Regions from separate parts of the Homo sapiens genome. Here all the other regions are linked to region 1. A link is a loop called in an ENCODE intact Hi-C map of the cell type or tissue named here. Cell type or tissue: B cell. All regions are shown on one strand.

The links. A loop is a pair of places that touch in the nucleus more often than their neighbours do. Peaks named below come from ENCODE experiments on the same cell type or tissue, not always from the same donor. Only the 100,000 strongest peaks of a DNase experiment are listed, where the experiment ranks them.
Region 2: it touches region 1 in a loop (10-fold over the local background); 27 of 110 quality-filtered maps call a loop at or near these places.
Region 3: it touches region 1 in a loop (8-fold over the local background); 27 of 110 quality-filtered maps call a loop at or near these places.

Annotation. Positions count from the first base shown.
Region 1 is chr12:52,117,580-52,120,079 of GRCh38, forward strand. SMIM41-AS1 (SMIM41 antisense RNA 1) reads right to left here and starts at 639. Exons shown (of 4, transcript XR_007063312.1): 1 at 314-639. RefSeq lists enhancers at 701-940, 1,261-1,400, 1,411-1,470, 1,501-1,550. In B cell, no CTCF peak of the experiment used is centred here; a DNase peak (open chromatin) is centred at 1,052; H3K27ac peaks cover 480 bases.
Region 2 is chr12:51,991,943-51,994,442 of GRCh38, forward strand. ACVR1B (activin A receptor type 1B) reads left to right here. Exons shown (of 9, transcript NM_004302.5): 8 at 1-51; 9 at 2,043-2,500. The coding sequence ends at 2,168. Among named protein-coding and RNA genes, the nearest start is that of TAMALIN, 14 kb to the right of the region's middle. RefSeq lists a silencer at 1,254-1,363. In B cell, CTCF peaks have their summits at 1,323 (motif pointing right) and 1,526; a DNase peak (open chromatin) is centred at 1,339.
Region 3 is chr12:52,003,024-52,005,523 of GRCh38, forward strand. No RefSeq gene overlaps it. Among named protein-coding and RNA genes, the nearest start is that of TAMALIN, 2.7 kb to the right of the region's middle. In B cell, a CTCF peak has its summit at 1,393; DNase peaks (open chromatin) are centred at 1,218 and 1,738; H3K27ac peaks cover 47 bases.

The DNA.
Region 1 (2,500 bases):
ATGTAAAAGGCTTTGTCAGATCGGGTAGCCCCAGGGCTGGGGCTGACATAAGTTTTTTCCTTTAACTCATGAAAGGCTTGCTGTTGTTGAGATCCCCATTCAAAAGGTTCCCGGTCCCCCACTTTGTGACCTCATACAAAGGCTTGGCTAATACTGCAAAGTTTGGGATCCACAGTCTACAAAACCCCACAGCTCCTAAGAATTCTCTCACTTGCCTTCTGCTCTTAGGCTCCAGTAGATTGCAAATGACCTGCTTTCTTTCTGATCCCAGGCTGCATTCCCCGTGTCGGATAGTAAATCCCAAGTAACGTACCTGCTGTCGACAGATCTCAGCTTTTTTCTTGGACACCTTATACCCACAGTCCTCCAGGCGCTGGAGTAGGGCATCCGTTCCCTTGGCGCACCTGACTGCCGTGGGGTGTCTCAGCAAAAGGTCATCAACGTACTGGAGCAACACGCAGCCTAGGTCTCTGGTGGGAAGCTTCTGGAGGTCTGTAGCCAACGCCTCCCTGAAGATGGTGGGGGAGCTCTGGAACCCTTGGGGAAGCCGGGTCCAAGTGTACTGAGTAGTGATACCTGACTCCGGATCTTCCCACTGAAAGGCAAACAGCTTCTGGCTCTCGGGAGCTAATCTGATACGAAAGAAAGCGTCTTTCAGGTCCAAGCAGGTGAACCAGCTGTCCTCAGCTGGCAGCAATCCCAACAACGTGTACGGGTTAGGTACTGTTGGATGTAAAGTCACTGTAGCTTGATTAACCAAGCGCAAATCCTGTACCGGCCTGTAGTCCTTGGTCCCTGGCTTGGGAACAGGCAGGAGGGGAGTGTATACTTGGCATGAAGTACAGCAAATGGAAAAACTTAAATTTTAAAAAAAGAAGAGGTGGGTAGGATGAGGCCAGGCGCAGTGCTTGTAATCCCAGCACTTCGGGAGATCAATGGTGTGAGCCAGTCTAAACCTCCATCTGTGACCTGAAGCTGGCCTATGGGCTGCCGATTTTTGACCTCTGATGACTGACAGGGCTGTCTTCAGTTTCAGTTCCCTCCTGAGCATCAGAGCCATACACAGAACAGCCTACCAGATGCTTTCACTGGGATGTCCTAAGACCTCTCAGTTTCCATGTGTTCAAAACCACACTTGTCATCTCCAAGCTGATTCATCGTGGGTTTCTGTTCCTAGTGATGATACATAAGCACCCCATTGCCCCGGCCAGACCCCCAGGAGACCTCCAAGGCCCTGAGCATTCCTTCCCCTCTTTCAGTGGGTCTCCATGATTTCTTGGCTCTACTCACTTGTGGCATGCCAGGTCTCACGAACGCAGGCCTCCATAACAACTGTTTCAGTACTGGCTGAGTGGTTAAGTTAAATATTAAATAGCCAGTGCCCTGACAATCCTAGAGTCCATGCCCTCCCCATTTCTTTGCCTCCCCATTTCAGGCCCCTACCCTCCCTCACCTGGACCATCTTCACAGCCTCCTAACTGGTGCAGCTATTTACATTTGAATTAATTAAAAGGGGCCAGGCTCAGTGGCTCATGCCTGTAATCCCAGCACTTTGGGAGGCTGAGGTGGTGGATCACCTGAGGTCAGGAGTTCGAAACTAGCCTGGCCAACAAAGTGAAACCCCCGTCTCTACTAAAGATACACAATTTAGCCGGGAGTGGTGTCGCGTGCCTGTAGTCCCAGCTACTTGGGAGGCTGAGGCAGGAGAACTGCTTGAACCCGGGAGGTGGAGGTTGCGGTGAGCCAAGATTGCACCACTGCACTCTAGCCTGGGTGACAAAGCAAGACTCCGTCTCAAAAAAAAAAAAAATTAATTGAAAGGAAATAATGTTTAAAAATTAGTTCCTGCGTCTTACTAGCCTCATTATTTCAAGGGCTCAATAGCCACACTTCCTTACTGCAGAAAGTCCTGTGGGAGCATGTTGCCCTGTGATCATGTTTACTTTGCCTAAGCCCGCCCTGGGGGTCATTTCCCTCCTGCTAGAGTCCAGTCTCCTTGGTCCAGGTTACCTCCCCGCCCTTGTCACCACCTCACCCTCCTGCTGCCCCTCCTCCTGTTTGTCCTCATGTGCACCCTCTCCAGCCACTTCCACCTGGCTGTCTCTACCTTCATGCTCTGGGGCCCTTGGCCCTGAAGCTTGAAGCGCCTCCCGACACTTTGTTTACCGGCTCACCCCAGGCTCAGTTCCAACAGGGCTCACTTGGGGTTTGGTAGCACCCCACCCTCCCCCATGCACCTGCCTGCATCACCCGCACACGCGGGATGCCCTTGAGGGCTCCCTGTAGCACTTCCCACCCTGCTGATAATCTGTCCCCCTCTCTGGGTGAGGTCCAGCTGCGCTTCCTTCCTGTCTGCACTCTCCAGGCCTAGCTCGGGAGGCGGCACTCAGGGGTGGGGCTGGGGTTGGGGAGCTGATGGGAGCCCGCATCTTAAGAAGTGACTCAGGGTTGGCCGCAGATTTTCATTTGCGAGGAAGCACCTCACTCACTTGGGGCTAAG
Region 2 (2,500 bases), 130 kb before region 1:
TGTGATCAGAAGCTGCGTCCCAACATCCCCAACTGGTGGCAGAGTTATGAGGTAAGAAGCTGGCCTCCTGCGGCTTTCCCATCAGCCTGATTTCTCCACCTTAGAAAAGGGTTTCTTGACAATGGGGTCAGGCCCCAGAGGAGCCCCCTGAGAGTGTCAGTTATTATTTACTATTACGTGCTATTTTACATATCCCAAGCCCTTTAGGGCTACAGTCTCTTGTCCTGGACCCTGTAGGGTGCCATTTGGAGTTCACAGCCTAGAAGAAGAAAAGGCTTTGGGCCTGGTGTGGTGGCATAGGCCTGTAATCGTAGCGCTTTGAGAGGCTGAGGCAGGAAGATAGCTTGAGCTCAGAAGTTCGAGACAAACCTGGGCAATGTGGGGAGACCCCATCTCTACAAGAAATAAAAAATTAGGCTTGGTGGCACACCACCTGTAGTCCCAGGTACTTGGGAGGCTGAGGTGGGAGGATTGCTTGAGCCTAGGAGGTCAAGGCTGCAGTGAGCCATGATTGGGCCACTGCGTTTCAGCCTGGGCAACAGAGCAAGACCCTGTCTCATAAAAGAAAAAGGACAAGGCTTTGTCTCCAAGACACAGATGAGGGAGGTGGTCAACAAGTGACAACTGAACCCAGAGCTGTTAGACACCAAACTAGGAAAGCAGCTCTGGAGCCCGAGCTGAGCTGAGCTCCATGGAAGAGTGAGGAGGAGGTGTCCATAAGAGAAGCCCTGAGACCAGACAGAGGAGGAGGACATGCCTGTGAGGAAAGTGGTCTTTCCAGAAACTCAGAAGGGAGGAGGTGATGTGTATGACAGGGCTGGGATTGGGATGGAGAATGTGAATTTGGGAGAGACGGCAGATGAAATCAGGGGTGTGGGGGAAACAACATTTGGTGGAAAGAGTTGACATGAGGACATGTTTGTGACATACGTACTAATAAACATGGAATTCTAGGGTCTTAAGAGTGTTCAGGGGAACAGGCTTCGCCTAGCTAAGTGCTCATGGGCCTCCTTTTCACTTGCGGTTCTGCATTTCCTTTTACTTATTTTTTTCCCAACTCTATCGAGGTGTGATTGACAAATGAAATTGTAACAAAGGTGTACAAAGTGCTGAATTGATACATGTATGTATTGTGACATGATTACCACACAAGTTAGTGAACACATCTGTCACCTCACCTTGTTGCTTGTGTGTGTAGTGAGAGCAGTTGAGACCTACTGTTAGCACATTTCAGGTGTACAGTATTGTTGACTCTAGTCACCTTGCCGTCCATTAGAGCCCCAGAACTTACCTAGTCAAGTAGAGAGGTTGGCTCTGCCTTTAACGAGTCTAACCACTAGAGGGCATTTCTGCATTTCAGAACAGAATTGCATATTAGCTGATGCTTTCGTGTTGCATCATAGAGCAGCACTTCTCACCGCACTCCTTGGAACCCTCAGGGCAGGGTTTGCTTCAGAGGGCAGGTGAGACCAAAAGAGCTGGCCGTTAGCTGCAGCGTTTGCCTTTCACTTGTGTAAGCTGTCCCTTAAAAAGGAAGAGCCGCCTGGCGCGGTGGCTCATGCCTGTAATCCCAGCACTTTGGGAGGCCGAGGTGGGCAGATCACAAGGTCGAGAGAGCGAGACCATCCTGGCCAACCAATATGGTAAAACCCCATCTCTACTAAAAATACAAAAATCAGCTGGGCGTAGTGGTGTGTGCCTGTAGTCCCAGCTACTGGGGAGGCTGAGACAGGAGAATCACTTGAACCCGGGAGGCGGAGGTTGCGGTGAGCCAAGATTGCGCCACTGCACTCCAGCCTGGGTGACAGAGTGAGACTCCTTCTAAAAAAAAAAAAAAAAAAAAAAAAAAAAAAAAAAAAAAAGGAAGAGCCAGGGAACAAAGGGAGCCTTGCAGAGCATTTCCCTAAGGTCGGCCGCCGGGTGGATGTGGATCTGCCAGACTGCACTGAGCGGGAGGTGGCAGGGAAATGAGTGAGAGCCTAGGGACCAGAAAGGCTTCTCCAGGGCATGACCGAGCTGATGGCTCCTGGGTCTCTGCACAGGCACTGCGGGTGATGGGGAAGATGATGCGAGAGTGTTGGTATGCCAACGGCGCAGCCCGCCTGACGGCCCTGCGCATCAAGAAGACCCTCTCCCAGCTCAGCGTGCAGGAAGACGTGAAGATCTAACTGCTCCCTCTCTCCACACGGAGCTCCTGGCAGCGAGAACTACGCACAGCTGCCGCGTTGAGCGTACGATGGAGGCCTACCTCTCGTTTCTGCCCAGCCCTCTGTGGCCAGGAGCCCTGGCCCGCAAGAGGGACAGAGCCCGGGAGAGACTCGCTCACTCCCATGTTGGGTTTGAGACAGACACCTTTTCTATTTACCTCCTAATGGCATGGAGACTCTGAGAGCGAATTGTGTGGAGAACTCAGTGCCACACCTCGAACTGGTTGTAGTGGGAAGTCCCGCGAAACCCGGTGCATCTGGCACGTGGCCAGGAGCCATGACAGGGGCGCTTG
Region 3 (2,500 bases), 110 kb before region 1:
GGATCAGATCTTTGGACTGTGCCAGATCAACCATACTGCTAGATTCTCTCTCTAGGTCCCCGAACATGCACAGACACTGTCCCATGGAAATGGTCGCGCAGTAGGAGCCACGAAGAAAAACAGCCACTCCCCGCCCAGTCAGCTGCCCACCAGCTGTCCACCGCCCACAAGAGGTGATGTCATGCAACTGGGGGCCCAGCCCCTCATTCCTGACAGACCAGAGAGCCAGGGCCCCAGGCCCTCTTCCCCCCCACCTCCCCAGCTTAGGAGCAGTGACAGTACCCAGTGAGGAACTCCCAGTAAACTATTCATCTCTGCCAGTTCCGGGCCCCACTGATGGACAAGGCCCATGTTAGAGCTCTGAGACTTAGGTCAGACTCCAGAGGGGCCAGCACTAGCCCCTAGTGCTCTGACTTCATCATGGTACCCTAGAGCTTAAGCTGCTCAGTGGAAGACTCAGCTCTCCCAATTTCCTCCATGGGGGGCTGCTGACTGTTACATAGCCAGGCGAGGGGTTGCCCTGAAGAGAAGGGGTGTTACCTAGGCCTTGTCCTTTAGCTGGGCCCCCACTGTCTAATCCCCCACCCCAGGCCAGCCACGAGTGTCAGGAGCCAGGGCAGGCAGAGCAGAGGGAGGGAAACCTGAGAGCTCATTCTGAGAGAGGCTGGCTTGGGAAGAAGGTACAGATTGAGTACAGATGTCTGAGGAGCCAGAGCGGTGGAGGTTTTGTGGGGAGGCTTCCTGGAGGGAGGAGGAGGGGGACGTATCCTGGTATGAAGCTGCAGGTGGTGTGCAGAATGCTTCCCCCACCGCCCAAGCTTTAAAGGGCTGCAGAGGATAGGATGAGAACAGATGCTAGCCAAGAGACTCAAGCTTAGGAGAAAGCTGTGGAGAGTTGAAGGCAAAGCTTTAGAGGCCTCATATATACTGCCTGGCATGCGAAGGTTAGTGCACCAACAAAGCCCGCCAGCTGCCTGCCTTCTCCCTGCTGAATTTCACCTGCAGCAGAAGCAGCTTTGATGCAAAAAACTTCCTAACTGACAGCTGTGAGATTCCAGAATTCAGTGACCAAAGTGGAGCTTGGCATCCCAGTTGTGCCCTCTTGGGAGGAAGAGGAGCCGTGGGGGATCCTGAAACAGGGCTGGGATTCCAGGTGGAGTCTTCCAGCCTTTCCGCCTGGCTTGAAGATTTTCCCCCGAGACTCATGGCCACCAGAGGGCATAACCACTCCACAGTATGGCATCCTGGGCTCCAGGGGCCCCTCCTTGGAGAAACTGGGGAAATTGGGAGGAGGAAGCAGGCAGGGATCTCTGAGCTCTCAGGGAGCTACCAGCAGCTGAATTAAACAGTCTCTGGAGTCAAGAGACTTGGGTTCTAGTGGGTTCTAGTCCCTGTTATGATTCTGTCTTTCTCTCTCTGGCTTCAGTTGCTTCTGTTAAATGAGGGCTTGGACCATACGGTATCCTTTCCAGACCATAAGGCCATTTCTGGCTCTGAAATCCCAGGATTTAAGGAATCACACAAAGAACTTGATAAAAATTGCATTTCCTGGGCCCACCCTTACTCTGGGGTTCTCTAGGGCTTTCTGCCTAGCAAGAGGAGGAAACAAGGTGCGAATTTCAGTCCTCTGGTGGTGTTCACTCACTTGGAGGCCTGGAGGTGGACTGCCCTACATAAACTGGGGAAGTCTGCCTCCACGTCAGCTGAAGGATGACTGGCTCCACAGGCTGTTAGACACAGGGGCTGTGCCACACCTGTGGCATCCACTTCTCCAGGTTTCAGGCAAGGAGACATGTCCATTAGGTAACCCTCTGTGATAGCTGGGGTGGCTCCTTCACAGAGGAGGTTGTGCAAGATGCCCTTTTGCTGGGTCCCTTTGGGGATAAGCAATGGAATGAATGGAATATACATCATTGCCTCTCCGCTTTGCGTCTCCCCCTCCCACCCCCCACAGATGCTGTCTGTCAGGAGCAGGCAACAGACGGTCCTGGGGTCCATCTGTGCTAATGCTTCACAATAGAGTCCCATGTTTCCCCACTGACACCCCCTCGGCCCCTCAGCTGATGGCCACTTGGTGGTGCCAAGGCGGGAGGTGGGAGGAGGGAGAAGAAGGCACTAAGAGAGCTACCTCTTAGCTCCTGGCAGTCCTCAATCCACCCCGGCCCCCCACCCAACAAGCATCCTGCCATCTGGACTTGTGCAATCACTGAGGGGCGGAAAAGCACCCTCTTCCACCCACACCTCTTGTAGGGGATGGGGGCCTAGAGGACTGGGGGTGGGGAGGAGAACACAGAGTCAAGGAGACTAGAGAAGAAGACTGAGCCAGGCGCAAGAACTGAGACAGGCAGGAGGCAGAAAGTCTTTCCTGGCCTCGCAGGTGGACGTGGCCATTGCCCCTCTGTGCTCCTTATGCCACGTGTCTAACACAGCACATGTGCAAGGTACCACTCCCTACCAGGCCAAGAGCCTCTGTAACCCCAGTGCCCAGCCAGTACCTGGC